Linked DNA regions of Homo sapiens: region 2 is linked to region 1. A link is an interaction called in ENCODE POLR2A ChIA-PET data of the cell type or tissue named here. Cell type or tissue: HCT116. All regions are shown on one strand. Links, peaks and the distances in the headings refer to the core of each region. The heading gives the core; the rest is flanking DNA.

What was found. Peaks named below come from ENCODE experiments on the same cell type or tissue, not always from the same donor. Only the 100,000 strongest peaks of a DNase experiment are listed, where the experiment ranks them.
Region 2: POLR2A ChIA-PET joins it to region 1 with 5 read pairs; 2 of 35 experiments call an interaction of 5 or more read pairs at or near these places.

Annotation. Positions count from the first base shown.
Region 1 is chr11:88,876,924-88,893,201 of GRCh38, forward strand. All of the region lies in intron 2 of GRM5 (glutamate metabotropic receptor 5), which reads right to left. Among named protein-coding and RNA genes, the nearest start is that of GRM5, 180 kb to the right of the region's middle. In HCT116, for the core only: a CTCF peak has its summit at 10,084 (motif pointing left); a DNase peak (open chromatin) is centred at 10,068.
Region 2 is chr11:88,766,110-88,782,387 of GRCh38, forward strand. The region is part of intron 3 of GRM5 (glutamate metabotropic receptor 5); the gene reads right to left. Among named protein-coding and RNA genes, the nearest start is that of GRM5-AS1, 270 kb to the left of the region's middle. In HCT116, for the core only: no CTCF peak of the experiment used is centred there; no DNase peak of the experiment used is centred there.

The sequences.
Region 1 (16,278 bases), core at 7,998-11,997:
TGAAACTGGAAGACATTATGTTAAGTTAAAGAAGTCACGCACCTAAGGCCTAATAATGCATGATACCAATCATAATTGGAATCTTAACAAGTTGAGCTCATTGAAGTAGAGAGTAGGATAGTGGTTACCAGATGCTGGAAAGAGTAGCAGGGAAGAGGGGAGGGGAGAAGTCAGTCAAATGGAACAAAATTACAGTTAGATAGGAGGAATGAGTTCTGGTGTTTTATTGCACAGTAGTGTGACTATAGCCAAGAATAAGGTATTATATACTTCAAAGTAGCAAGAAGAGATGATTTTGACAAGTATTTGAGGTGAATAATATGCTAATTACCCTGGTAAATTAGCACATGAAAATATTTCCATCATTAGACATTAGAAGAATGCAAATTAGAAACAATTAGATAATTTCACACAAGTATTAGAAAGACTACAGTGAAAAAAAGAAACTAAATGCTGGCAAAGATGTGAAGCAAGGGCGACTCATACATTATTGGTGAGAATATGAAATGGTATAGATATTTGGGGAAGAGAAATATTTATCTTTTTCATTAAGCAGTTTATTATTATTATTATTAAGGCAGTTTATCATTAAGAAATATAACATATCAACCTGGCCCAGTGGCTCATGACTGTAATCCCAGCACTTTGGGAGGCCAAAGCAGATGTATGGATGTATGGCTTGGGCACAGGAATTTGAGACCAGCCTGGGCAACATGGCAAAACCCTGTTTCTACAAAAAAAATATGAAAATTAGCTGGGCATGGTGGCACATGCCTGTAGTCTCAGCTACTTGGAACTTGGGAGGCTGAGGTAGGAGGATCACTTGAGCCCTGGAAGCAGAGATTGCAATGAGCCAATATGCTGCTGCTGCACTTTAGCCTAGGCAACAGAGAGACTCTGTGGAAGAAAAAAAAAAAAGCAGAAAGAAAGAAAGAAAGAAGTAAAGAGGGAGGGACAGCATTGGGAGAGATATCTAATGCTAGATGACGAGTTAGTGGGTGCAGCGCACCAGCATGGCACATGTATACATATGTAACTAACCTGCACATTGTGCTCATGTACCCTAAAACTTAAAGTATAATAATAAAAAAAGAAGGAAAGAAAGAGAAGGAAAGTAAAATATACCATATGACTCAGCAATCTTATTGTAATCATCCAAGAGAAATAGCAATTTATGTTCACAGAAAATCTACACAAGGTTTATTTATTTACTCCAGGTATATAAAATTGCCAAATTTGGAAAAAGCAAAAAAGCACAGATGTTCTTCGATAGGTGAATTATTAAGCAGAACACCATGCACCAGTTGCCAATCCCTGGAGAAGACTCCAAATATTTCTGCCCATTGCATTTTGGTATTGCAGTTATCATGGGAATCACAACACAGTCAAGCACTGGATGGAACAACTCTTTATTCACATAGAGAGGAAACAGAGAAAAATTCATTCTGAGAGTATTTTTCAATACCCCATGGCCAGGGGGTCTCTCCCAGCAATGAATGCAGGGTAATTGTCCATGCACACTCCTTGAGTACCACAGAAGGTCCCTATTCCCTCCCCACAGTGGAGCTGGCCAAGTGCCAAGGGATACACTTGCTTAAACAGAACAAAGGGACATATACTAGGCTGGCAACGGAGAAAGATATTCTCACACAAGGCAATAGGCCCTGCACAGGTGGTGTGCACTCTTTTTATCTTGGTAAGAAAGTATTCCAGGCCCAAAATCCATTAGGTGGCTAAGTAGGAGAAAGACTGTACTCATGAGACTGTCTTTTCCAACATGAATGAATTAACGAAGTGTAGTTCATCCATACAATGGAATACTCATCATCAATAAAGAGAAACAAACTAGTAGTTCATGCAATGGCTTGGAAAAATTCCAAATGTATTATGCTAAGAGAAAGAAATTAGACTCAAAAGGTTTCATACTGTATCATTCCATTTAGGGCTTTCTGGAAAAGACAAAACTATAGGAATAAAAATCAGATCAGCAATTGCAGAAGATAAAAGAGACTGGCACAAATTACGTTTAGGCAATTTGGCGGAGGGGTTGATGAAAATTTTCTGTACCTAGTTCTGGTGATAAAAATGTGTATATTTGTCAAAAGCAATAAAGAGAGAATTTTTTCAAAAAGTGGATTTTGTTGTATATAAATTTAGATGTCAGTTATAGGATAAGAAATACTATGGAAATTGTAAATAAAATATAAAATGTGAGGAAAAATTTTGTATAAATATTTAACTGAGAAGGACTCTAAATATAAATGTAATAAAAGGGGTTATGAGTGCAAATTGAATAGATTAAATAGATTAAAATGTAACATTTTCCTCTCTTAAAAATAACAAACTGGGAGGAAGTATCTGGTAATCACAGATCTGACTTGTATCCAGAATATAGAAAGTAATCTTAGTACTCAACAACAAGAAAATAAACAATTCAATTTTTTACATTGGGAAAATTTTAAATAGAGATACCATAAAAGAGCTTAAGTCTTTAAGTTAGATATTAATATTATATTAATAATTAATAAAAAATGGCAATGCTAGTAGAAAAATGAATAATGGACAATAGCAAATTTCAAAAGAGAAATTTAGAGTAATAAATAAATGTAAGAAAAATACACACATTAAAAAAGCTGGTGAGAAATCTACCTGTAACCAGTCTCCTTCCCTTTCTTTATTTTATAATGTCAGCCATATGTTTCCAAGATTTTCATCACCTTTCTGTATTTATATGAGCATATTTTTCCTTGATTAATATGAAATAATTCCTGAGTAAATATTTTTTACCTGTTTATTTTATCTAACTTTCATCTACCTTGGTAGATGAAATGATCAGTATGGCAAGCATTATCAGATAATCTGCTTTTAGTACTATGAGGCTCTCAGCAGATTGCCTATAGAGCTGAAATCACAGCTCTTTCTTTGCAGCAAATTTTCAGTCTTTATTAAATATTACTTAATATTTCCATTAGGATGGAAGGTGGGGTGGGAGGAAACAAAACTAAACACTAGCCTTATTATAGAGAAATAGATGCATGTATTTAATGAATAAAATGAATAAGCCTTTAATGAAGTGGTTTGGGTACACAGGGAATTTCTGGAGAAATGCTTGAGATTTCAATATGAAAGACTGGAGAGGAGATGGTATGAGAATTTTGACATGAGCCAGCCAAGTCTTAGACAAGAATAGAAGCATCTTTTGCTAGGCATGAAATAGACAGCATGCAATTTTTGGCTGTTTGATTGCCAACAAAGAACGCTATGAGGCAGGGAAGAGAGAGAAAAGGAGCATGAAATAAAGGAAAAAGAAGGTCTTAACAGAAACAAAAATGTGAAGAGCAAGCAATGCGTAAATATTAGGTAGAGCACATGAATAAATAAAATGGAATTGCAAATATGCATTGAAGAGATTATGGCAATAGGAAAAAAGTGAGTAAAAACTGTACATTTTGTATATTTCTCTAACTCATATTATTCATTCATTCTACCAATATGTATTAGTCAGCTCTTTTGTGAATAGGACCCCAAATTGGCATAGTTCTATATAAGAATAACATACACTGAATTAACCTTATAAAAAGCCTTCCTTATATTTACATTTAAACAACAACCCTGGAATACAATTCTTTCCTCATTTTAAATTTGAAATTTCTGAATTACTTTAAAGTTATTTCTGAGCAAGAACTTGGTAGGAGGTCTCCTGACCCTGGTCCATTGTGTTTCCCACAAAACCATTTGACTTATATCATGACAAGACATGTGGCTTCAAAAATTTGTTATCCTATCGGGAAATCTTAAGCAAATAGAATGTTTTAAAGGAAGCAAGATTTACTGACAAAGGAGAGGTACGAACAATTAAGTGTGTTGGGAAGTGTCTAGACTTTAAAGTCTTATTGGATTGGGTTCAATTCTATTTCTGCACATACTATTTGTGTAACTTTACACAAATTACTTTAACACTCAGTGTACTGTCTGGGGAAAAAATTGCAATACCTATCTTATAGAATTGTTGTGAAATTAAATAGTTAATATAGGTCAAGAAGGACACAACACTGACCCTAAATAAATGACAGGAATTATGGTAAAAGGTAATAACATTGTATATTACAGAAGTCCAGGAAAGCCTAAATGAAGGTGGTGTTTTCTTTGATCCCTTAGTAGGATTTATATAGTCAGGGGAAGGACATTAAGTGACATGTATTTTTCAGTGTAAGCTTCAAATTTAAAAAAAAAATATTATTAAAAATAAGACTGTGTTAACTCCATCTCATTTTCTTTTAAAGGAATCCTCTTAAAAACTTTAATTTTTAATGGATTTGAGACTTTAAAAGTTTGAGACTGTCATAATGATTTTAAACAATTTCTTTAAAAATGTTACCATGCTCAACCATAATAGGCCTAAAAAAAAAAAAACTGTCACCTTGATTTCTTCAACTATGATGATCAACAAGAGATGAACTTGATGGATTTAATAACTGTAGAAAGTTACTTGGCAGAGGGCAAAAGATAAACATCTTCTGCGATAAAATAATGATATTAAACTATAAGATATCAAAAGAATCTGAAAACTTAAAAAGCAAGTTAGTTTGGTTTCAGTTATATGGAATAGCAAGCAAGCACGTATTTATTTTCTCTTCACTAGAAGAAAAGCAGTAACTCTTCAAAAAGATGAAACCGAGTTCAAGTATAAATGGAGACTGTAGTAACAAAGGATGAAAACCATGTGAACTCAGTTCTCTTAGACTTTTCTAGTTCTCATTTAAATAGTGGCCATTTGTTTTGCTCTTGCTAACTTCAGCTTCAATACTCCAATTTCCTATGGGAGACTTTCAGGTTTTGTGAAACACAAAACAGAAAAAAAAATCCTTATTGTTCTGTGAAAATTACAAACTAATTATTTAAAAATTTTGAATACAAATCATATCCTACTTAAGAAAGAATCCAATGGCATAATAAGTACTTATATAAAACTGAGGCTTTGGAGTTCTTAGAAATTTTTCATTTTCTATACAAAATACAAATCAGAATTGATGGAATGCTGGGCACGTTGGCTCACACCTGTAATTCCAGCACCTTGGGATGCCAAGGTGGGCAGATCACTTGAGCTCAGGACTTTGAGACCAGCCTGGTCAACACAGGGAAACCCCATCTCTACTAAATATACACAATTAGCTGGGTGGGGTAGCATCTGTAATCCCAGCTATGCAGGAGGCTGAGGAAAGAGAATCGCTTGAACCCAGGAGGTGGAGGTTGCCATGAGCTAAGATTCTGCCACTGCACTCCAGCCTGAACAACAGAGTGACACTCTGAATCAAAATAAGTAAGTAAATAAATAAATAAATAAATAATAAAAAGAAAAATATCATGCCTGTAATCCCAGCACTTTGGGAGGCCAAGGCGGGTAGATCACGAGGTCAGGAGATCGAGACCATCCTGGCTAACACGGTGAAACCCCATCTCTACTAAAAATACAAAAAAAAAAAAAAAATTAGCTGGGCGTGGTGGCATGTACCTGTAGTCCCAGCTACTCGGGAGGCTGGGGCAGGAGAATGGCATGAACCCAGGAGGTGGAGCTCGCAGTGAGCCGAGATAGTGCCACTGCAGTCCGGTCTGGGCAAAAGAGCGAGACTCTGTCTCAAAAAAAAAAAAAAGAATTGATAGAATGAAATTCACCTCTCATTCAGCCCCTTGTAAAATTGTGTGGAGACTACAATTTATTTATTATATTAATAAATATGTCAGGCTATCAATAGCTAATAATTTCAATAATTTCATTGAATTCAAGATCAAACAGCTGATGTTATGTTTATTATTATTATTAATTATTTGTATTTCCATATGACAAGGTTTGGCTGTGTTCCCACCCAAATCTCAAATTGTAGCCCAAATAATTCCCACGTGTCATGGGAAGGACCCAGTGGGAGGTAACTGAATCATGAGGGTGGGTCTTTCCCATGCTTCTCATGACCGTGAATAAGTCTCACAAGATCTGATGGTTTTGTAAAGGGGAGTTTCCCTGCCTATGCTCTCTCTCCTGCCTGCCAACACGTAAGACATGACTTTGCTCCTCTTATGCCTTCTGCTATGATTTTTGAGGCCTCCCCAGCCACATGCAACTGTGAATCCATTAAACCTCTTTCCTTTATAGATTAACCAGTCTTGGGTATGTCTTTAATAGCAGTGTGAGAACAGACTAATACAGTAAACTGGTACTGGTTGAGTGAGGTACTTCTGTAAAGATACCCCAAAATGTGGAAGCAACTTTGGAAGTGACTAACTGGGAGACAATGGAACAGTTTGGATGGCTCAGAAGAGGACAGAAAGATGTGGGAAAGTTTGGAACTTCCTAAAGACTTGTTGAATGGCTTTGACCAAAATGCTGATCATGATATGGACAATGAAGTCCCATTCAGGTGATCTCAGATGTAGATGAGGAACTTGTTGGGAACTAGGTCACTCTTTCTATGCAAAAAGACTGTGGGCATTTTGTCCCTGCTTTAGAGATCTGTGGAACTTTCAACTTGAGAGAGATAATTTGGGGTATCTGGTGGAAGAAATTTCTAAGCAGCAAAGAATTCAAGAGGTGACAGGGCATAAAAGTTTGGAAAATTTTCAGCCTGATGATGCAGTAGGAAAGAAAAACCAATTTTCTGGGGAGAAATTCAAACCAGCTGAAGAAATTTGCATAAGTAACAAGAAGTCAAATACTAATCACCAAGACAGTGGGGAAAATGTCTCCAGGGCATATCAGAGACCATCATGGCAGTCCCTCCCATCACAGGCCTGGAGGCTTAGGAGGAAAAAAATGGTTTAATGGGCAGACCCCAGGGCCCACTTGCTGTAGGCGGCCTCAGGACATGGTGCCTTGCATCCCAGCTGTTTCATCTGCAGCCCCAAGCCTTGGCAACTTACACATGGTGTTGGGACTGTGGGTGCACAGAAGTCAAGAATTGAGGTTTGGAAACTTCCATATACATTTTAAAGGATGTATGGAAATGCCTGAGTGTCCAGGCAGAAGTTTGCTATGGGGTCAGGGCCCTCATGGAGAACCTCTGCTACAGCACTATGGAAGGGAAATGTGGGACTGGAGGCCCCACACAGAGTCCCCACTAGGGCACTGCCTAGTGGAATTGTGAGAAGAAGGCCACTGTCCTCCAGAAACCCAGAATGGTAGATACACCTATAGCTTGCACTGTATGCCTGGAAAAGCCACAGATACTCAATGCCAGCTCATGACAAGAGCTGGAGCCCTACACTGCAAAGTCACAGGGGCAGAGTTGCCCCAAGACATAGGAACCCACCTCTTGCATCAGCATGACTTGGATGTGAGACATGGAGTCAAGGGAGATCATTTTCGAACTTTAATGACTGTTCTATTGGATTTTGGACTTGCATGGAGCCTGAAGCCCCTTTGTTTTGGCCAATTTCTTCCATTTTGAATGTGTATATATACCCAATGCCTGTACCCCACTGTGTCTAGGAAGTAAGTAACTTGCTTTTGATTTTACAGGCTCATAGGAGGAAGGAACATGCCTTGTCTCAGATGAGACTTTGGACTGTGGGCTTTTTAGTTAATGCTGAAATGAGTTAAACCTTTTGGGGACTGTTGGGAAAGTATGATTGTGTTTTGAAATGTGAAAGGGACATGAGACTTGGGAGGGGTAAGAGGTAGAATGACACAGTTTGGCTGTGTCTCTACCCAAATCTTGAATGATAGCTCCCATAATTCCCATGTGTCATGAGAGGGACCCAGTGGGAGGTAACTGAATGATGAGGGTGGGTCTTCCCTATGCTATTCTTGCGGTAGTGAATAAATCTTATGAGAGCTGATGGTTTTATAAAGGGGAGTTCCCCTGCACATGCTCTCTCTCTTGCCTGCTGCCACATAAGACATGACTTTGCTCCTCCTCTGCTTTCCGCCATGATTCTGAGGCCTCCCCAGCCATGTGGATTTGTGAGTTCATTAAACCTTTTTCCTTATAAATTACCCAGTCTTGGATATGTCTTTATTACCAGCATGAGATCAGACTAATATACCATATTTGTCCTTAAAATTGAATAATATTTCCACATTTCAAAATTTCCACATTACTGCCTTAACTGAATTACTCATTCCTAAGATCTGAAAAGAAGCCATTTTTTAAAATAATATTTTATTTATATATGTTTATAAATGTTTCTGAATTTATATATATTATAAAATGAGGTACATCCCATTCTTGTTTTATCCTATTTTTTAGGCTCTAGTTTAAATCAGTTTAAATATATAATTGTTATGTTTTAGATCTTCCATCTACTGAACCACAACTCAATGTGCAGAAAGGAAAAAAATACAAACCAAGATTAAATCCTCTGAAGCATATGTTTTATAAAGACACAAGTGGCAACTCAATAAAAGTATTATGATTATTCCACTTAAATTTCATTATAATTAGAAATCCTTCTATAGAAAAATCCATTGAGAACTTTGATTTTTAAATTACAGTCATCATTAGTAAAATTTCTGAATTCTATAGTAGGTACCATGTTTTTTTTTTTTTTTTTTTTTTTTTTTTTTTTTTTTGGTAAACCAGCTGTGTTTGAAGCTGGGAGTTAGGGGACTTTAGAAAGGTATTTAAATAGTACAGTATCCCTCCTTAAAAAGTTTTTCAGCTCCAGTAAGAGAAACAAATTAATATATAAATAAGGTTTCCACAGATAACCTGCCTTTAAAACAAACCAAACCAAAGAGGCAATATGCAGTTCTCATAAAAAAAAATCTCCAGTCTCTTTGATATAGAAGTTAAAAAGAAATCACTTAGGGAGATAGCAAGGGTTTGGGAATCCTCAGTCACACTTTTTACCTCATGAAAAGCAGCCCCAAATCATTTACTAACAAAGAGCAGCCTGGAAAGTTGAGCTGCAGAGGTAGACAAGTGAGCTGAGAGCTTGCACAGGTGAATGTTGGCAGGAACTGAGGACTAGACATTTTCAAGATGGCAGCTCCATTCTTCCCTTCTCTGCCAGCCATGTATACTGTAAAGAGCAGACGAGATGGTGCCGATCAACTGGAAAGCCTATTTGCATAATAAGATTAAGGTGGGGTGACCAGCCTTCTCTGCACTCTATGTAAACATCATACCTGATCAAACCAATCTATGAGCCCTGTATAAATCAGACACTGCCTCCTCAAACTGGACTATATATTTTGGTGCATTTGCAGCCAGCCAGTCCTTTCCACTCAGAGACCTGTATCTCTATAGAGAAAGCTGTTTCTCTTTCTCTTCTCTTCGGCCTATTAAACCTTTGCTCGTAAACTTCTCATATGTGTCTGTGTCCTAAATTTTCCTGGTGCGTGATGACAAACCCTGGGTTTACACCCCAGACATAGCTGCTTTATAATGGGGGCTCGTCCGGGATAACAACATACAACATTCATCGAGATGGTGAGTAGAGGAGCAGACTCCAACTCTGTCCTTTTATTCTGAGGCCCTTGGCTTCCATTTTAGAACCAGATCAAACCAAATACGGGGCCCCTTTCAGCCATTTAAAAATAATTAGCATGGCTGCCAGCCTTACAAGACTTGGGGGACAGGATTGCTAGGGAGAACATGGAGCATCCCCCAGTACCCATGGGTCACTGGGCATACTGGCCCTGTTTGAACCAGCTTCCTTTCACTGAGGACTTAGCTGTCATGTGGGGCTGGAAGAAGTCCTGGTGTACCTGAGGATTTCCGGCCAGGGTTACCACCATTGTTATCCAAAGGTATTTGGACGGACCCCAGCCTCTGACTACCCTGATGAGATGTCGGCAACAGAATCTCCAACTTTTTATCATAATTTCCTCCTTTCCTGTCTGCGATCATCATATCTATTTCATCCTCTCTGTGTATGCAATGTATGGGAAATTTTATAGTTCAGGGAGGTAATCTTGTTTGGCAAGATCAGGGAATGTCATAGTAACCAGCGATATAGCTCAAGGGAAGGCATCTTTGTGATTTTCGAGGAACAGAGGGTCACCCTCACCACAGGGAGCATCTCTCTCTGCCCTTGGTCTGAAAAGCACATGACATTTCAAGGCCAACAGCCCCACCTAGTGGAATAGGGATCTTTTCCATGAGGCACATCGTTGGTCCTTTACCCAAACACTCTAGCTAACCAATTCTCTCCCTTTTTGCATCCCTCTACTAGACACCATGCTTTATGCTGCTTCTGTTAACAGGAAAACTCTAGCTTCAACAATTAGGATTAAAATGTCTTCTGGAACCAAATGTTAGTTCTTGATACTGTCCCATCAGCAGGAAAATTGCCATTTAGTCCATACATTTTTAAGACACCTATTCTGCCTCCAATTAGAATGGTACTTAATTAGTAAGGGGATTTTAAGTCTGGAAGTTAACCAGAACCATTCTCTAAGGGAAAACGCTTTAGTACAGCCCATAATATCAGGTATAGATTTCAGTCTAGCCCCTCCATTAAAGAGGGCTTGCCCAACTATTATGTAGTTTTTTTTTTGAGATCTATTTTTCAGGGAGCCAGACAGGTCACACAAGTCTAGGAAGTCAAAGGGAAATCACAGGCAGAGGACAGAGGACTAGAGCCACTTGGGTGAGTGTGACAAACCCCAATCTCTAAGTGCCTCTGTTTCCATAGCTGGCAGTCATGCCTGCAACTATGGGTGGCATGTTCAACAAGGTGCCGGGACCCAGGAACCATGGAAGGAATATAGCAAGGGGAATGCCCCCACTGTCTTCCTCTCCACTCTGTCACACGAAAAGGAAGGAGACTAAAGGGATACTTTTTTGTCATTTCTCTTTCTAGATGGGTACCATATTCAGCCTGCACTCCCCTGGAGTGCATTCTGAAGCACAGGGACTCCTCTTAACCAGAGACTTTAAAGAAAAAGCAGCTCATTTTCTTTTGCACAAGGGCATGGCCTTTTTACTAGATCCTTGCAAGCACTGCAAAATGAATCCAGCTCTTTTAGCAATCATATCAGGCAGGCCAAAAGAGAATAATTCCCCAAAATGAGAAAAGCAACTTCCAGGGGAACCACCCGAGGCAGCTATTGTGTGTACCAGCCCTTCCAGTCTGCCTTAACCGGGGCCACCTCCAACCATGCCACCAGTTCTTCTACCTCCACCATCTCTAAAATTTTCCATTCCATCACCTTCTCACTTACCCCTACAGAAAATACATAATTGAGGTGATGCCACCAGGATTCAAGTACCCTTCTCATTGCAGGACCTCAGGCAATTAAAGGGAGACTTAGGCCAATTTTCTAATGACCCTGATAGGCATATAGAAGTTTTCCAGAATTTAACTCAGGTATTTGACCTCTCATGGAGGGATGTTATGTTGCTCCTAAGCCAAACCCTAACTGCAGCTAAAACAGACAGCTCTGCAAGCAGCAGAGAATTTCTGAGGTGAGCAATAGGTCTCCTATAGTAGGCCAAATGGGAAAAGAGAAGATAGAGAAAGTGAAGAAACAGGGGAAACACCATTCCCAGCAGGAAGAGAGGCAATACCTCTTGAAACCCTAATGGGAAGCCCCAGACTCTTCTATGGTGTTTTTCCTTTTTTCACTGTTTTCAATGGCCCTTTTATGATGTTCATTCAACCTGGGAGAAGTTAATTTACCCAAACCTTAAAATGCTTGGCTTACAGTTGAGCTGGGGGAGAAAGAAAACCCAGAAGCATGACATGCCGGCAAAAAGGTAAAAGTTTTTTTTTACTAGTTGGGTTTTTGGCTTCTCTATCCCTGTGCAAACCGGTAAAAGAAATAATAAGGATCACTATTTATATTTTCTGAAAAGTTTTAATTAATGAGAAAGGATTTGTGAGGTTGGCCTTAAGTTGTAGACAATCTGGTGTGCTTTGTGTGTCTTTCTGTATGGTTCTGTCCAAAGAAAAGTTACTTTAGGTTAGGATGCAGACCCAGGACCCCCTAAGCCTGCTGTTCAAGCCAGCCCAACAAAATGATCAGTAACAAACTTGGCTAAAGGCCTCCATCTTGCTTCTTGTCCTTGGGAACATGACCTGTAACCATGTGGCGAATAATTTGTTTTAGTCTCCACCATTTTACAATGTTTGCTGACTTCTTATGCTAAGTCAGTTTCTGGGTAATGGCCACAAAATCAGATAAGCCAGTTTGTCAATAAGGGAGCTGCCAGCTGATTGATCAAGGGCAGGGTTTACAAAATATCTTAAGCACTAATCTTGAGGGCTAAGTTAAGAGATGGTCAAAATCTTGTAGCCTCCAGCTGTGTGACTCCTAAGCCATGGATTTTAATCTTGTGGCTAGTTTCTTGGTCTAGTACCCAGGCAAGAGGAAAGTATATTTTAAGAAAGGGCTGATATCATCTTTGTTTTAGAGTCTAAACTGTAAACCAGGTGCCTCCCAAAGTTGGTTCAGCCTACACCCAGGGATGGACAAGGACAGCTCGCAGGCTTGAAAAAAAATAGAGTTCTTTGGGTCAGATCTCTTTCACTGTCTCAGTCACAATTTTGCAATGACAGTTTCAAAAGCTGCTTATCACCCCTTTAAAAACACCTTGTACACTCACTGTTACATCGTAACATAATTAAGGCTTGTTGGTTTCACCTGTGAGGTTACTTTTTGTAAAGTTCAGAAGCTGAAAATCTTAACTGCTTGGCATAGCTAAAGTTGAGTAACAGTGGATTTAAAGGGATTTTGTTAAAGAGTGCTCAGCTTAATTAAAACTGGGTATTCAAGTAATAAATATATTTAAAAGGCCTTTATATTTTTCTCTTCTTGGATCTTGTTTTCTGGAAAAAAATTTTTATTTTTCTCAGTTGACTAAATCATCTTTCTCCATTTTATTTCTTGACACTCTTAATGCATGTGTGAGAGGCCCTAAGATAACTTCTGGTAGTCCTTGGGAAAAACAGAGGAGGTGCCACAGACCCCATTGTGGGGAAAAAAGCAAACAAACAAACAAAAAAAACCCTTTCTTTTCCTCATGAAACCCCAGGAATTAAGAGCAGATAGTGCCCTCTCTAAATTAAAGGTTCTGTTCAGTTTTGCTTTGTGTGTTCTGACCATTTTGAGTTTTGGGTGTATCAAAATACTTCACATTAGGAGAGAGCTTTGATGTGTAATAAGTAGGCAGGAAATACACTTTAAGGGATGGCAAATAGTAGTTATAAATCAGAGAAGCATGCTCTTGGCCACCTGAAAGATATGGAAACATCCCCACATCCCCACATCCCCACCCCCGACTGAGAGATGATACTCCCATGGGGGATAAAGCTGATTAGCTTTGGGTTGCCTTACAATGAAATACATGGTAGAAGCAATGCACTGTTTTCTCCCATAGTATCTCCCTCCTTTAGGGGACCAAAAATCTAGTATAAAATGGCACACTTAATTTTAGGGATCTGCCTTTGCCTTCAGCTGTGCCTACTTATTAGGCCCTAAAAATGCATGCTACCTGGCCCAGTTCCACCAAAGGCTCCACCCTGAAGCCAGTAATCCAATTAAGAAACTGACAAATGAAAACTCTTACAAGTGCTGAATATTCTGTTTGTGTTGCTATATATGTGTTGTGTGTAATGTCTACAATAAGAGCTCTAATTAATTGGCTTAAAAAATAGTGCTTAAATCAAATATGTTTTAGTTCATGTGACTTTAATTTTTAAGAAATAAAAATAATCTTAAGGATTATTGGTAAAATGCAAGGGTCATCAAAATCCAAATAGGTGGTCTAAATCGTAAAACAGATACTAGGTTTGCTAAATGTTCAAAGGTTGTATACTGCCTGATTTTCAGATAAGTAAGGCCTGGGACACATGGAGTTAGATGCTAGAAAGAGTCAGATCTTATATGCATTTCTGCCTGGGTCCTAGGCTCCACGCCTGGTACATAATTAAAATTGCTTACTAACCAGGTTTCTCAACAAATGTAAAACTTGCTAAGAGTTAACAGTGCAGCATGTATTTGAGATCACTGAACAGTTTTAAAGGCAAGGTGTATAAAAACAGTAAAATGTGTTTTTTAGTAAAGGATTATAAGAAACCATAGAAATATAAATATTGCCCAGGGATGAGGAATTATCTTAAATTTGATAAGATAAAGCTACAGGTTTAAGCATGTTGTGGAAAGATGGTCTTTTCATAAACTGAGCATTGAAATAAAAGCACTGTAAGGCTGTCTTAAGCCACTAATCTGCCCTTTAGCAAAATGGGTTATAAAAAAGGTTTGTAAGGATTTCATCTCATGGTCAAATTGGTTAAGATTAGATGGAATTGTCTTTAGGGTGGCATTTAATCAAATTGGGGTTAACATTAATAAATTAACGCAAAGGTAAAATTTGGCTTTGAGCAGGATTTTTATGTAATAGTAAAGGCTTATGAAAGGTTTTTGCCTTTTGAGTCATCATTTTGGCAAAATAAGTAATTTATGACTATCTGGAATTCTATTTCATAACATCAACTGTTTTAAACCTCTAACATTTAACAGACATACCAAAATCAAACTTCAAGTTTCGAAATTGTCTTTCCTGATGCGTGGCTTTCTAGATTGTTCAGGGGGCCCCTGAAACATTCAGAAAATAGGTGAACAGGATTATTTGACATGTTTAATCACATTGGGATTGCCAAAATGATGTCCAGTCTTAACTTATATTTTTGTGAATAATACCAATATATGTTCCAAAATTGTATGGGATTTCTAAAATTCTAATGTCTCATAATTAATTTTAAAATTATTGTAAACCACGGAGATAACTAAACTTCTTTGTCAGTCATGTTTTTAACTGTAACTACCCTGAAAATTTTGTCACTTACAGACAATTGTTATCTTGCTATGTTCCTTCTCAAAAGATGGGATATAATCAAGCTATAAGACTTTAACAGCTGTTCTCAAATGCAGATTTCCAATAGCTTTGAAGATTGTAACATTGGAAAAAATGTACAGGACTCATGAAGAACTGAAATGTTTATGAATATCAAGTGAAACAAGAGTTGTCTTAAATGGATTGTGCTCAGAAAGCTAAAGCAATCTTTTTGACTTTTGCTTAGAATATTGCTGATCCTTATTTTGTTTTTCAGAGTCAAGGAAACTTATTTTGAACTATGTGCAGCCTTTAATAATTAAGTAAGTTATACTCTTGTGAACAAAATTCGGAGCAGGTTTGTTTCTCTGTACCTGGTTCCTCTAGAATTTGGAAACCATCTGTGAGTAACCTTAACTTACGGCAATATAGTTGTTTGCATCAGTGCCACAAGAAGTCTTTTTTTTTTTTTTTTTTCAATAAGACACAATTAGAAAAACTGGTTATTTTATCAAAGCTTTGACAGGAAGTGTATGCTTCCCCCTTTAAAGAGTCAATCTCAGCTTGCAGAGCTGATAAAAGCACCTTGGGGAAGACTGGCCTCATACCTTGTCTACACAGTCCCTGGACAGGTTTCTTAATCTGTAGTCAGTAAAGAATGTCACTTTTTAACATGTCCAGGACCTCCAAGTTTATCTTGGGACCTTAAGTGTAAAGTATTTGGGGATAAAAACCCATTGCTGAACTTGGCTTGAAGAGGTATTATCTGAGATTCCTTATGGAACAGAGTTCCATCAAAGCCAACCCAAAAGGCCTATGTAGGGATAATTATTCTTGCTGCACTTTATGCAAATATTCACGCCAAGTATAAGGCTAAAGTTTATTCTACAAAGAACACAGTCCTATCATAATTTGTTTTTACCAAAAATGAGCAATGGAGAGAGAAATTGTGCTCCAAAGCTTATCATACATTTGTCATTAAATCCTAGTCACAATAATTGTTTTTAAGCTTTTTACCTACATTTTAGACTAACCCTGCTTATTTCTGTGAATCAAGTGGTGATCTCCTGCAGCTTGGAAGAAACAAAGAGAGATGGGTAATGTGAAAATCTGGATAAATATGCTAGTTCTGGGCAATTATTCTGCAAATTCTGCCAGGTAATGAAAGTGAGTAGGGTGCCCATAACCCAGAGGTTTATTTGTTTGGGAAAATAAAGCCAAGAAACTTCATAGACTCCCCAAAGGGAAATTCTGTATCTTGGCAGGTAAAACTTTAGATGAAAATTATCTACTACACCACACTTGCAGAAATTGCTATACTCCCTCTACTATTCACAGTAGGGCTATACACAGTAGCACCTTCTAACTGGAATATCAGACAGAGAGTTTCCACTGCTGTAGTATTTTGCTTAATTATTATCCTTACAGGAGGGATAATAGTCACCAAAAAAAAAAAAAGAAAAGAAAAAAGAAGTATGAAAGTTTTACTATCACTGAATCTGCT
Region 2 (16,278 bases), core at 5,097-9,096, 110 kb before region 1:
TATTAAAATGGCCATATTGCCCAAAGCAATTAGTAGATTAAAATGTCATTCCTATCAAACTACCAATGATATTCTTGACATGACTAGATAAAACTATTTTATAATTTCTATGAAGCCACAAAGGAGCTCAAATAGCTAAGGCAATCCTCAGCAAGAAGTACAAAGCTGGAGGCATCACATTACCTGACTTCAAACTATACTACGGGGCTCCCATAACCAAAATGGCACGGTACTGGTACACAAACAGACAAATAGACAAATGGAATGGAATAGAGAGCCCAGAAATAATGTCACACACCTACAACTATCAGATCATTGACAAACCTAGCAAAAAGAAGCAATGGGGAATGAACTCTATTCACTTAATGGTACTGGGATAGCTGGCTAGCCATATGCAGAAGATTGAAACTAGAACCCTACTTTACACCACACACAAAAATCAAATCAAAATGGATCAAAGACTTCAATGTAAAATCCAAAACTATAAAAATCCTGGAAGATAACCTAGGCAATCGCATTCTGGACATAGGACCAGGCAAAGATTTCATGACCAAAGATACCAAAAGCAATTGCAACAGAAACAAAAATTGACAATTCTAGTTAAACTAAATAGCATCTACAGAGCAAAAGGAACTATCAACAGAGTAAACAGACAACCTACAGAATGGAAGAAAATATTTGCAAACTATGTATCTGACAAAGGTCTAATATCCGGTATCTACAAGGAAGTTAAACAAATTCACAAGCAAAAACCAAACAACCCCATTAAAAAATGGGCAAAGGATGTGAACAGATATTTTTCAAAAGACATACATGTGACCAACTAGTATATGAGAATATCCTCAACATCACTAATCGTTAGAAAAATGCAAATAAAAAACTCAGTGAGATGCCATCTCACCCCAGTCAGAATGGCTATTTAATTTTTTTCTCTTGTTTGATACAGCTGGAGTGCAGTGTCATAATCACAGTTCACTTCAACCCCATCTTCAGCCTCCCAGTATGCTGGGATTAGAGACCTGAGCCATTGTTCCTGGCCGAGAATGGCTATTATGTAAAATTCAAAAAATAAAAGATGCTGGTGAAGTTGCAGAGAAAAGGGAACACATATACACTACTAGTGGGAGTGTAATTCAGCCATTGTGAAAAGCGGTGTGTCAATTCCTCAAATAACTAAAACAGAATTGCTATTTGATCCAGAAATCGCATTATTAGGCATATCCTCAAAAGAATGTAAATTTTCTACCATAAAAACACATGTATGTGTATATTCATTGCAGCACTATTCACAATAGCAAAGACGTGAAATCAACCTCAATGCCCACCAATGGTCGACTGGATAAAGAAAATGTGGTACATGTACACCATGGAATACTATGCAGCCATACAAAAGAATAAGATAATGTCCTTTGCATCAACATGTGTGAAGCTGGAGGTCATTATCCTAAGCAAAGTAATACAGGAGCAGAAAACCAAATACTGCATGTTCTCACTTGCAAGTGTGAGCTAAACAACAAGAACACATGGATACTAGGAGGCGAACAACGGACATTGGGACCTACTTGAGGGTGGATGGTAGGAGGAGGGAGAGGATCAGAATAAATACCTATTGGATCCTATGCTTATTACCTGAGTGGCAAAATAATCTGTGCACCAAATCCCTGTAAGACCCAGTTTACCTATATTAACAAACCTGCACATGTACCCCAGAACCTAAAAAAAAATTAAAGATGCTTAGCATAATTAATCATTAGGGACATTCAAATCAAAACTATGAGATACCACCTTACACCCAATAGGATAGCAACACTATAAAAAGAAAAAAGTAATAACAAGTGTTGGTAAGAATGTAGGGAAATTGGAACCCTCGTATGCTGTTTATAGAAGTATAAAACAGTATAGCTGCTGTGGCAAACAGTATGATGGGTCCTTAAAAAATTAGAAATATAATTTCCATATGATCCAGAAATTTCACTTCTGGGTACATACCCAAAACGTTGAAAACAAGGTATCAAAGAGATAATGTTTACACCCATGTTCAAAGTGTATTATTTGCCACAGTTAAAATGTGAAAGCAACCCCAGTGCCCACTGATGGATGGACGGATGGATAAGAAAACATAATATATGCATACAATGAAATATTATTCAACCTTAAAAAGAAGGAATTTCTTTCATAGCTATAACATGGATGACTTTGAGGAGATAATGTTAAATGAAGTAATCCAATCACAGAAAAGACAAATGATGTATAATTCCATTTATATTAGGTACTTTGAGTAGTCAAAATTATAAAGACAGAAAGTAGAATGGTGGTTACCAGACGCTGGTGGGAGGAGAGAATGGATAGTTACTGTTTAATAGGTATAGAGGTTCACTTTTACAAGATAAAAAGAGTTATGGGGATAGATGGTGGTAAGGTTTGCACAACATTATGAATTTAATACCAGTGAACCATACACTTAACAATGTTGAATATGATCCATTTTTGTTATATGTATGAACCACCTATAAAAATTGAAAAAAAAAAGAGATAATTTAAAAATAGCCACACCTGAAAGGTCATCACACTGGTCCTTATATGAAAGAGACAAGAGAGTGAATGGGGAGAGAGATGGGATGACAGAAGTTGGCATGATGTGAAGAAAAGGCCACGTGAAGGGGTGATGAGGAGTTATTGAAGATGGACCAAAGGATACAGACAGCCTCTGGAAGCTGAAAAAGGCAAGAAAAAAGATTTCCCTCTGAAGGCTCCAGAAGGTGTGTAGCCCAGATGACACCTTCACTTTATACACTGGACCTCCAGAAATGTAACAGAATAAAATTTTGTTGTTTTATGCTTCCCTTCAAACCTCCATGAATAAAATAGCCTCACCAAGGAGTTGCTGGCCTAAGTTAACTTTAGAAATGAATGGAATCTGTAAGACTAGGCTAAAGAAACTGCATGTTAAGTACTGCGCTCTAGTCAATAAATTTGTTTCCCATAGGGATATGGGGTAACAATTCTGATTCTGATATATAAATATTCCTTAAGCAAGGAAGCAAATGAATAGCTCATGGTGGCAGCCAGGTTTTCCACTTCTGGAGTGGGAATTTGTGGATTGGCATGGTGAGGAGATGAGATTGATCCATATGGTAATTGTTTAGACTTGGAGACAACAATAAGAACTCATGTTCAACTTAATATAGATATAGATCGTTACATGTAGAGATATTTATGGACTTGTGTATATACACAGGTCATTATACACACATTTATTTCTTTGTTTTGCCAACTGTTAAGTGTCTAAAAGAAATGGCACTAGAGCAGTAATGAGTATATGCAACACCCAGATCCAGATCTTGATTTCTATTATTATTTTCCAAAGAAAGTAACCAGTGTTGCTTGGAGAAATGGCTGGTTCAGGTGCAGGAAATATAAAAGATGAGCCTGGAGCATGTTGTGGTTCCATTGGGTAAGGAAGCCCTCACAAAGCAACAATAACAGCAACAGCAAGAACAAAATACATTGATGGCAGTATGTCAAAAAGGCACAAGAATCAACTGAAAGAACTCCTAGTGGACAAAGATTGACAATTTGAGCAGCAAAATAGTGCTGGATTTTAATTCTAAGATTAACATCTGCAAGTCCAGACTGATGTGAATAAAAAATCGAATAAATTAATAAGTGGAGGACAATAATCAACGATGCAAAAGAATTCCAAATAAATTATGTAAATGCTTCATCCTAAAGGAGGGAGAGCAAAACTCTCCACTGTTAAGTATGAGCTGTGCAAAGGGACTTCCTTCTAAAGAGTAAAGTATGGAAGTGGGGAGGAGATAGTAAATTTACAGCAGAGTAACCTGGCACACACTACTTCAGTCAGGTGATCAAGGTCAATACCAACAGTTATAAATCATGTTGATAGTATACACCCTGGATATGATGTGATTAAAATAGTACTTTACCTCTGTGATCTACCTCTCTAAAACCCATAACCCTAATTTACCCATGAGACAAATCTCAATTTGGAGACATTCTAAAAAATGCCTGACCTATACTCATCAAAACTTTCAAAGTAATTGAAAGCAAATAAGGTATGAAAAACTGTTACAGCCAAGAGGAGCCTAAGGAGTCCAGATAACTACATGTAATATGGTATACTGGATGCGACCCCAGAACAGAAAAAGGGCATTAGATAAAAACAAAGGGAATCTTAATAAACTATGGACTTCTTAATAAATATTCTCTTACTAAATAATTATGTATTGATATTGTTTCATTAATTTTAACAAATATACTACACTAATGTAATGTGTTAATAATAAACTCTGTGTATGTCAGAGGAAAGAGAGGTAATGTAGGAATTCTTTGTACTATATGCTCAATTTTTTAGTGAATCTAAAACTTCTCTTAAAAATGAAGTTGATTCATAGAAAATCAATTGAACAAATGTTGCTTTTGGTTAATTGATGATATAACTAAATAGTTCCTGTTTTAACCTTGTGGAAAGCAGAAATTGTTGGCTTGGTTATATATTTGATTTATTACTATGTGATGGATGGTATGTGTCACCAAAACTGAACAGAATTTTATCACATGAAAGGAGTAACAGGAATATGCTTCCAGAAAAGAATGTATTCTTGACAGAAATTGATAGGGGTTACATTTTGGGGGCATCTAATGATTTAAATCTTTTATGACACATGTATTACTAGAATTTGTCAGAACGTTAATCTAAGTACAATCATGTGATAATGTATTCGGTTTGAAACAGAATAACAAAGGGGCATTTGTCACTTAGCGTCAGAATGGATTCCTGGACAGATATGACCATATTGCCACTCAGCAGTAGCCAAGAAATTTAAATGACTTTTCCTCATTTTTTAGTCACTTAAATCAGACATGTATCCCTTACTACATGGCAAACCATGTGCTTAAGAAAAATAATACTTGATAAAATCAGAAAACAAACATCTTAATATGTAGCTAATAGCATAGACAGACAAGGAAATATTTTTAGAGATCACCTAGCCCTGGCCTGTCGAGTATGGTAGCTTCTAGCCCCTTGAATGTGGCTAGCAGGAATTAAGACATGCTTGTATTAGGGTTCTCCAGAAGGATAGAACTAATAGGATATATGTATATATGAAAGGAAGTTTATTAAGGAGAATGGGCCCAGACGATCACAAGGTAAAGTCCCACAATAGGCCATATGCAAGCTGAGGAAAAAAGAAGGCAGGAGGGGCTCAGTCTAAGTCCAACAGCCTAAAAGTACGGAAACTGACAATGGAGCCTTCATTCCACGGCTGAAGGCCCAAGAGTCCCTAGCAACCCACTGGTGTAAGTGCAGGAGTCCAAAGGCTGAAAAACCTGGAGTCTGATGTTCAAGGGCAAGAGGAACAGATGGGAGCATGTAGCATGGGAGAAAGATGAAAGCCAGAAGACAGCAAGCAAGCTTCTCCCACCTTCTTCTGCCTGCTTTGTTCTAATGGGCGCTGGATGGTGCCCATCCACATTGAGGGTCTTCCTCTCCAGTCCACTGACTCAAACGTTAATCTCCTCTGGCAACACCCTCACAGACATACCCAGAAACAATACTTACAGCTATCTAGGCATCCTTCAATCCAATCAAGGTAACAGCTAACATTAATAATCACAATTATGTGAGTGTGAAATACACTCATGGTTTTGAAGACTTAGTACCAAAAGAGAAAGCAAAATAGCTCAATAATTTTTATATAATCGGCATACAGAAAAGTTTCATCTCCCTGAACATCTCCCTCCATTCCCATGGCAATCACTGGTTTGTTCTCCCTCACTATGGTTTTGTCTTTTTGAGAATGTCATAAACATGAAATCATGTAGTTTGTAACCTTTGGAGACTGACTTCTTTTACTCAGCATACTGCCCTTGAGTTGCTTCATGTATCAACGCTTATCAATCTTTTTTTTTTTTAACTGAGCAGTATTATGTGTGGATATTCCACTGTTTATTCACCCATTGAAGGACATTTTGTTTTGTTTTACTTACTGTATCTTGAAACTCTTAACATTTTATTTTAAACATAAAGATATCTATTGAAACATTATTATTGCTCTTAGTTTAAATTCAGGACTAATATGTGATTGGTAAAAACAAAAATGAAAGCAAAAAAATGTAAAAGAGAAGAAACAAAATGTGGGTTCACTCCTCTGACCCTCAAATACACATGAAGGCAGTAAGAAGCTCTTAACCGTTTTCTTTGCCTCATTGCAGACTTGCTTTATTTCTTACATTCCTTTTTGAAAACTCTTTTAAATATCAATCATGTACTTTTTTTATTTTTTTTTTACTATCTGGCCCTTTATTTATTTTTATTCATTTTTTATTTTATTGTACTTTAAGTTCTAGAGTACATGTGCACAATGTGCAGGTTTGACACATAGGTATACATGTGCCATGTTGCTTTGCTGCACCCATCAACTCATCATTTACATTAGGTAGTTCTCCTAATGCTATTTCTCCCCCAGCCCCCCATACCCCTACAGGCCTCAGTGTGTGATGTTCCCCGCGCTGTGTCCAAGTGATCTCACTGTTCAATTCCCACCTATGAGTGAGAACATGCGGTGTTTGGTTTTCTGTCCGAGCGATAGTTTGCTGAGAATGATGGTTTCCAGCTTCATCCATGTCCCTACAAAGGACATGAACTCATCCTTTTTTATGGCTGCATAGTATTCCATGGTGTATATGTGACACATTTTCTTAATCCAGTCTATCATTGATGGACATTTGGGTTGGTTCCAAGTCTTTGCTATTGTGAATGGTGCCGCAATAAACATATGTGTGCATGTGTCTTTATAGCAGCATGATTTATAATCCTTTGGGTATATACCCAGTAATGGGATTGCTGGGTCAAATGATAACTCTAGTTCTAGATCCTTGAGGAATCACCACACTGTCTTCCACAATGGTGGAACTAATTTACACTCCCACCAACAGTGTAAAAGCATTCCTATTTCTCCACATCCTCTCCAGCACCTGTTGTTTCCTGACTTTTTAATGATTGCCATTCTAACTGGCATGAGATGGTATCTCATTGTGGTTTTGATTTGCATTTCTCTGATGGCCAGTGATGATGAGCATTTTTTCATGTGTCTGTTGGCTGCATAGATGTCTTCTTTTGAGAAGTGTCTGTCTGTTCATATCCTTTGTCCACTTTTTGATGTGGCTGTTTTTTTTCTTGTAAATTTGTTTGAGTTCTTTGTAGATTCTGGATATTAGCCCTTCGTCAGGTGGGTAGATTGCAAAAATTTTCTCCTATTCTGTAGGTTGCCTGTTCACTCTGATGATAGTTTCTTTTGTCATGCAGAAGCTCTTTAGTTTAATTAGATGCCATTTGTCTATTTTGGCTTTTGTTGCCATTGCTTTTGGTGTTTTAGTCATGAAACCCTTGCCCATGCCTATGTCCTGAATGGTAATGCCTAGGTTTTCTTCTAGGGTTTTTATGGTTTTAGGTCTAACATTTATGTCTTTAATCCATCTTGAATTAATTTTTGTATAAGGTGTAAGGAAGGGATCCAGTTTCAGCTTTCTACATATGGCTAGCCAGCTTTCCCAGCACCATTTATTAAATAGGGAATCCTTTCCCCATTTCTTGTTTTTATCAGGTTTGTCAAAAATCAGATGGTTGTAGATGTATGGTATTATTTCTGAGGCCTCTATTCTGTTCCATTGGTCTATACATCTGTTTTGGTACCAGTACCATGCTGTTTTGGTTACTGTAGCCTTGTAATATACTTTGAAGTCAGGTAGCATGATGCCTCTAGCTTTGTTCTTTTTGCTTAGTATTATCTTGGCAATGAAGGCTCTTTTTTGGTTCCATATGAACTTTAAAGTAGTTTCTTCCAATTCTGTGAAGAAAGTCATTGGAAGCTTGATGGGGATGGCATTGAATCTATAAATTACTTTGGGCAGTATGGCAATTTTCACAATATTGATTTTTCCTATCCATGAGCATGGAAAGTTTCTCCATTTGTTCATGTCCTCTTTTATTTCATTGAGCAGTGGTTTGTAGTTTTCCTTGAGGAGGTCCTTCACATCCCTTGTAAGTTGGATTCCTAGGCATTTTATTCCCTTTGTAGCAACTGTGAATGGGAGTTCACACATGATTTGGCTCTCTGTTTGTCTTCATGGTGTAGGGGAATGCTGTGATTTTTGCACATTGATTTTGTATCCTGAGACTTTGCTGAAGTTGCTTATCAGCTTAAGGAGATTTTGGGCTGAGACAATAGGGTTTTCTAAACATACAATCATGTCATCTGCAAACAGGAACAATTTGACTTCCTCATTTCCTAATTGAATACCCTTTATTTCTTTCTCTTGCCTGATTGCCCTGGCCAGAACTTCCAACACCATGCTGAATAGGAGTGGTGAGAGAGGGCATCCCTGTCTTATGTCGGTTTTCAAAGGGAATGCTTACAGTTTTTGCTCATTCAGTATGACATTGGCTGTGGGTTTGTCATAAATAGCTCTTATTATTTTGAGATACGTTCCATCAATACCTAGTTTACTGAGAGTTTTTAGCCTGAAGGGCTGTTGAATTTTGATGAAGGTCTTTTCTGCATCTATTGAGATAATCATGTGGTTTTTGTCCTTGGTTCTGTTCATGTGATGGATTAGGTTTATTGCGTATGTTGAAGCAGCCTTGCATCTCAGGGATGAAGCCAACTTGATCGTGGTGGATAAGCTTTTTGATGTGCTGCTGGATTCAGTTTGCCAGTATTTTATTGAGGATTTTTGCATTGATGTTCATCAGGGATATTGGTCTAAAATTCTCTTTTGTTGTTGTGTCTCTGCCAGGCTTTGGTATCAGGATGATGCTGGCCTCATAAAATGAGTTAGTTAGGGAGGATTCCCTCTTTTTCTATTGATTGGAATAGTTTCAGAAGGAATGGTACCAGCTCCTCATTGTAGAATTCGGCTGTGAATCCTTCTGGTCCTGGACTTTTTTTGGTTGGTAGGCTATTCATTATTGCCTCAATTTCTGAGCCTGTTATTGGTCTATTCAGAGATTCAACTTCTTCCTGGTTTAGTCTTGGGAGCGTGTATGCGTCCAGGAATTTATCCATTTCTTCTAGATTTTCTAGTTTATTTGCATAGAGGGGTTTATAGTATTCTCTGATGGTAGTTTGTATTTCTGTGGGATCAGTGGTGATATCCCCTTTATCATTTTTTATTGCATCTATTTGATTCTTCTCTTTTCTCCTTTACTTGTCTTCCTAGCAGTCTATCAATTTTGTTGATCTTTTCAAAAAACCGGCTCCTGCATTCATTGATTTTTTGAAGGGTTTTTTTGCGTGTCTATCTCCTTCAGTTCTGCTCTGATCTTAGTTATTTCTTGCCTTCTGCTAGCTTTTGAATGTGTTTGCTCTTGCTTCTCTAGTTCTTTTAATTGTGATGTTAGGGTGTCAATTTTAGATCTTTCCTGCTTTCTCTTGTGGGCATTTAGTGCTATAAATTTCCCTCTACATACTGCATTAAATGTGTCCCAGAGATTCTGGTATGTTGTGTCTTTGTTCTCATTGGTTTCAAAGAACATCTTTATTTTTGCCTTCATTTCGTTATTTACCCAGTAGTCATTCAGGAGCAAGTTGTTCAGTTTCCATGTAGTTGAGCAGTTTTGAGTGAGTTTATTAATCCTGAGTACTAATTTGATTGCACTGTGGTCTGAGAGACAGTTTGTTGTGATTTCTGCTTTTTTACATTTGCTGAGGAGTGATTTACTTCCAATTATGTGGTCAATCTTAGAATAAGTGCAATGTGTTGCTGAGAAGACTGTGTATTCAGTTGATTTCGGGTAGAGAGTTCTGTAGATGTCTATTAGGTCTGCTTGTTTCAGAGCTGAGTTCAGGTCCTGGATATCCTTGTTAACCTTCTGTCTTGTTGATCTGTCTAATATTGACAGTGGGGTGTTAAAGTCTCCCATTATCATTGTGTGGGAGTCTAAGTCTCTTTCTAGGTCTCTAAGGACTTGCTTTATGAATCTGGGTGCTCCTGTATTGGGTGCATATATATTTAGGATAGTTAGCTCTTCTTGTTGAATTGATCCCTTTACCATTATGTAATGGCCTTCTTTGTCTCCTTTGATCTTTGTGGGTTTAAAGTCTGTTTTATCATAGAATAGGATTGCAACCCCTGTTTTTTTTGCTTTCCATTTGTTTGGTAGATCTTCCTCCATCCCTTTATTTTGAGCCTGTGTGTGTCTTTGCATGTGAGATGGGTCTCCTGCCTACAGCACACTGATGGGTCTTGACTCTATCCAATTTGACAGTCTGTATCTTTTAATTGGGGCATTTAGACCATTTACATTTAAGGTTAATATTGTTATATGTGAATTTGGTCTGGTCATTATGATGCTAGCTGGTTTATTTTGCCCATTAATTGATGCAGTTTCTTCATAGCATCGATGGTCTTTACAATTTGGCACATTTTTGCAGTGGCTTGTACTGGTTGTTTCTTTCCATGTTTAGTGCTTCCTGCGGGAGCTCTTGTAACGCAGGCCTGGTGGTGACAATATCTCTCAGCATTTGCTTCTCTGTAGAGGATTTTATTTCTCCTTCACTTATGAAGCTTAGTTTGGCTGGATATTAAATTCCGGGTTGAAAATTCTTTTCTTTAAGAATGTTGAATATTGGCCCCCACTCTCTTCTGGCTTGTAGGGTTTCTGCTGAGAGATCTGCTGTTAGTCTGATGGGCTTCCCTTTGTGGGTAACTTGACCTTTCTCTCTGTCTGCCCTTAACACTTTTTCCTTCATTTCAACCTTGGCAAATCTGACAATTATGTGTCTTGGGGTTGCTCTTCTTGAGGAGAATATTTGTGGTGTTCTCTGTATTTCTTGAATTTGAATGTTGTCCTGCCTTGCTAGGTTGGGGAAGTTCTCCTGGATAATATCCTGAAGAGTGTTTTCCAACTTGGTTCCATTCTCCCCCTCACTTTCAGGTACACCAATCAAACGTAGATTTGGTCTTTTCACATAGTCCCATAGTTCTTGGAGGCTTTGTTCATTTCTTTTTACTCCTTCTCTAACCTTGTCTTCTCGCTTTATTTCATTAATTTGATCTTCAATCATTGATACCGTTTCTTCCACCTGATTGAATCAGCTATTGAAGCTTATGCATGCATCACGTAGTTCTCATGCCATGGTTTCCAGCTCCATCAGGTCATTTAAGGTCTTCTCTATGCTGTTTATTCTAGCTAGCCATTCATCTTATCTTTTTTCAAGGTTTTTAGCTTCCTTGCAGTGGGTTCAGCATCCTTCTTTAGCTTGGAGAAATTTGTTATTACCAACCTTCTGCAGCCTACTTCTGTCAAATCGTCAAAGTCATTCTATGTCCAGCTTTGTTCCATTGCTGGCAAGGAGCTGCAATCCTTTGGAGAAGGGGCACTCTGATTTTTAGAATTTTCAGCTTTTCTGCTCCAGTTTCTCCCCATCTTTGTGGTTTTATCTACCTTTGGTCTTTGATGTTGGTGACCTACAGATGGGGTTTGGTGTAGATTACCTTTTTGTTGATGTTGATGCTATTTCTTTGTGTTTGTTAGTTTTCCTTCTAACAGTCAGGTCCCTCAGCTGCAGGTCAGTTGGAGTTTGCTGGAGTTTCACTCCATACCCCATTTGCCTGGGTATCACCAGTGGAGGCTGCAGAACAGAGAATATTGCAGAACAGCAAATATTGCTGCCTGATCCTTCCTCTGGAAGCTTCGTTTCAGAGGAGCAGCCACCTATATGAGGTACCTGTCGGCCCCTACTTGGAGATATCTCCCAGTTAGGCTACACAGGGGTCAGGGACCCACTTAAGGAGGCAGTCTGTCCATTCTCAGAGCTCAAATGCCATGCTAGGAGAACACCGCTCTCTTCAGAGCTGTCAGACAGGGACGTTTAAGTCTGCAGAAATTGTCTGCTGCCTTTTGTTCAGCTATGCCCTGCCCACCGAGATGGAGTCTAGAGGCAGTAGGCCTTGTTGACCTGTGATGGGCTCCGCCCATTTGGAGCTTCCTTGGCCACTCTGTTTACCTACTCAAGCCTCATCAATGGCGACACCCCTCCCCCAGCCAGGCTACAGCCTGGCAGAGTGATCTCAGACTGATGTGCTAGCAGGGAGCAAGGCTCCATGGGCGTGCGACCTGCTTAGCCAGGCATGGGAGAGAATCACCTTGTCTGCCGGTTGTTAAGACCTTGGGAAAAGCACAGTATTTTGGCAGGAGTGTCCCGTTTTTCCACATAGTCTGTCACGGCTTCCCTTTGCTAGGAAAGGGAAATCCCCCAACCCCTTGCGCTTCCCAGGTGAGGTGATGCCCCACCCTGCTTTGGCTCACCCTCTGTGGGCTGCACCCACTGTCCAACCAGTCCCAGTGAGATCAACCAGGCACTTCAGTTGGAAATGCAGAAATCACCCGTCTTCTGCATCGATCACATTAGGAGATGCAGACTGGAGCTGTTCCTATTTGGCCATCTTGGAATGCCCACTGCTCTTCATTTTTATGTTGTTATTAAAATACTTAAAACTATGAATTGGCTTATATTTGAGTCCTCTCACACTATAGTTTTATTAGACAACATTGGTCTAGTCTAAGTTGCTTTTTATGTAAAGAAAGAACCTATGGCCCAGAGAACTTATGATCAGTGCCAGGTCCTGTCTTTAAGTGATCTGGATATTTTTAAACAAAAATGTTTCTCTATTTAACTGGGGAGAAGAGTTTTTTCAAGTTATCTATCACTAAGAAAATTTTCACTTAGGCTTCATGAAGTTCAAATACATTTTACATAACATTTTCACTGTTTTCTACTCAAGGAAGATCTTGGCCTACTGCCCTTCTGGGTTAAATAAAATGAGCTACCATTTATTGAGTGCTTATGCCATGTAGACCAGTGCTGCAATTTGTATAATAAATAGCTTACATAATTTATTATTGAGTTTAATTCTCACAAAAATCTTTTATAGATGAAGAACCTGATGCTCAGAGAGCAATTTGCTTAAGCAACCACATTAATCAGAATGTGGTAAACATAGTATTTAAATGGGGTTCTTGTTCTAAAGCTTGTGTTCTCTCCACTGTTCTCAACTGCTTCTGAACACATGAAGTTATTTGTGTAAGCTGCTACAGCTGTCAATAGGAACCCTGTAAGGATTATTTAGCCTTTCACAGCTGTTTGGGATTAGTAAGAAGTTGATATTCCTTCAATTCTTCATCTGGCAGAACCTAGCATGGTAATATTTGCTCTAAAGAAAATAAGAATCTCTCATATTTTTTTCCTCTGGTGCCTGGAATACATCAGACTCCGCTGGGTTTAGAGGATCATACTGCAACAGAAGTTAAGGAGGAAGGAGCACCGTCGAGTCTAGATAAGTGCTCAGTTTTCCTGCTGTTTAGCAAACCCCCAATTATCTGAAAATTTCAATAACAGAATTTTTTTCTGTGCTCTTTCAGAAACAAGAGGAAATGACATCAAAGTTTTCTAATTTCAGAATTAAAGAAATTAATATACTCACACACACACCCTCATACCCACCCACGCACAGAGCTATACAGGAGATTCATCACCCTTGGAGCTGCTGCTCCTCCTCCTAAGTTCTATATTGCAGCTAAAATTTTTCCTTATTTGGATTCTTAGTCACCGAAAAGCAAACACCAGAAATCATCTGATTCAAATGATCCATTTTCACCTCGTACATCAACACTGTTGCTAAGGTCGGTGAATTCCAACTCCATGATGTTTCTTGCATCCTTCCCTTGTTCTTTGTCATGGCAACTGCCCTAGTCACTGGTCCCATTCCTTTTTCCTGGATTAGTGCCCCATCTCCCTCTTGTTCACTATGTTCCAGTCATTTTGTTTTTCTTTAATCTCCTCAGAATCCAGAGCTATGCCCTGTGCCTGGAATGTTCTCCCCATGCCCTCTTTGGCTAAGTCTGACTAATTTTTCAGATCTCAACTCTTCTGCAGAATCCCTTCCTGACCTGCACAGATGAGGGAGGTCTTCTTTTAATAGGCTCTCATGGTATCCTGTTTTCCTTGTGGCACTTACAATGATAACAATTAATTGTACAATCATATCCTTAATAGCTGTCTTCCCTGCTGGAATGCCCTTAAATATTATGCTGGGCTGCTTTATACTACACTGTGCTGCTTTTTTCTAATAAACAATTTCCTGTATTACTTCCATTGGGGCATCTTTGAAAATTTCTAAAATATTTATAAATGCAACAAGTGCTTATTCATTTATTTCTAACTCCCATTATAGATGGTTGAGAACATGAGTTTATAGTCATGACTTAACACTCCTCTTCTTAGCCTCCCTATATAAGGCTGATCAAGCTGCCGTTACGTTTTATGATGTTGGGAGAGTACCTTAGCTTGTGGGTGAGTCAATCTTCTCAACTGAAAAATGGGGATAATAATAGTACTGAACACTTCAGAGCTTTACAGATAAAAGTAAATCAGGTAATATTCAGATGAAAGTTAATTCAGATAATATATTTGAGGGTACAAACAAAATGTCCATGAAAGTTGGCAAGTATTAATTTACATTTCAGGGGTATCTGTATATTTATTTATTCATTATTTTTATTAAAAAATGTTGTAAAGATGGGGGTCTCACTATGTTGCCCAGGCTGGTCTCAAACTTCTGGCCCCCTACATCAGCCTCCCAAAGTGCTGGAATTACAGTCACGAGCCACCATGCCAGACCCTGTATATTTTTCCTATTGAAAAAGTGTTCAGTATAACTTCTCAGAAGCAAATTCCAATTACCAAGGGGAACAGCTCTCAAGTGTGAGACAAATTTGCATCCTCCTTTGATCTATTCATACATTTCATTTCTGTAGTCATTAAACATGGCTTTTTTTTTCCACTAAGAAATCTTTAAACTTATTGAAAATAACCTCAGGCTGATCCTAGTCTTTCTTAGTAACTGTACATATGGCATATAGAGCTGGAAAAACACATAAATTAGACAATAGAGAAGCAACCAAGCTGTGTTTTATATATATACATATATATGTATATATATATATATATATATGTATATATTTGGTGTATCCTTTTGTGCAGAGGCTTATTTTGAAGAGCATGTGGGAGAGGAAGTGTTTAAGAAAATAAGAATGAAGGGAAAGAGAAAATTCAACATCTGTAAGACGCATGTATGTGATTATCATAACTGGGCATGTCTGACTCTAAAGAGTATTAAAATATGCTCTGAGAATCAGCAGCAAAGAACTGGAAACACTACATAAATGGAGATGGACCTCACAAGATACATTCAAGCATCCTAATTATACAGGTACACATCTTTCATTTGTTCAAAGATATATTCAGGACCCAAACTACTGTATTCAGACCTCTATGCCCATATTTATGTCTGGATGTACACTTAAAGGAGGCAAAGGCACGGTGCAGTACTTTGCTCAGAATTTCCAGGCAGGCTGATTGTCCTGGCTATGATTCCAGTCATCATAAATACATTTGATTCTCACAAATGGTTCCCTGGTTGCATCCAGCAGGTCCATTTGTAAGGCAAGTAGTTAGCTTGTTCTGCTGCTCTGTGACTTTTTGAAGAGTTCCTGCATTCCTGCTAAGCATGAACAAAGCAGGAAGACATTAATGTGCTGACCACAATCTCCTCTGGCCACCTCAGGGAAACTAGCATCATGGATTAAATCATTTCTTTGCTAAATGACACCTGTTGAAACTGACAAGCCAACAAAGCTGAGATCCCATGCTGAGCAGAAGAATTACAAGCAATGGGGCTGCCCACAGCATTGCTGCATGACAGTGGGTGACTGAGAATCACATTAACACAGTAGTGAATTCACACACTTGATTTCCAAGCATTCCTCACATGCTATCCTTCTTGGGTGTAAATTTTGCATTTATTCATTGAAAAGTATTGTGATTCATAAAATTATAATTTTTATTATAATTTGGATTCTCTACAGACTTTGTTACTGTATTGCATGGTATTTATTAATATGTATATTATTAAATCTAATTTTTTTACAAAAGCTTTTAAAACATGAATTTCTAATAAGAAAATGACAATTCTTCTAGAAGTAGCAGTGATAATAATAACAATAATAATAATAATTGCTGTATTAGTCTGTTTTCACACTGCTGATAAAGATGTACTTGAGACTGGGCAATTTACAAAAGAAATAGGTGTAATGGACTTACAGTTCCACGTGTCTAGGGAAGCCTCACAATAATGGCAGAAAGCAAGGAGGAGCAAGTCACATCTTACATGGGTGACAGCAGGCGAAAAGAG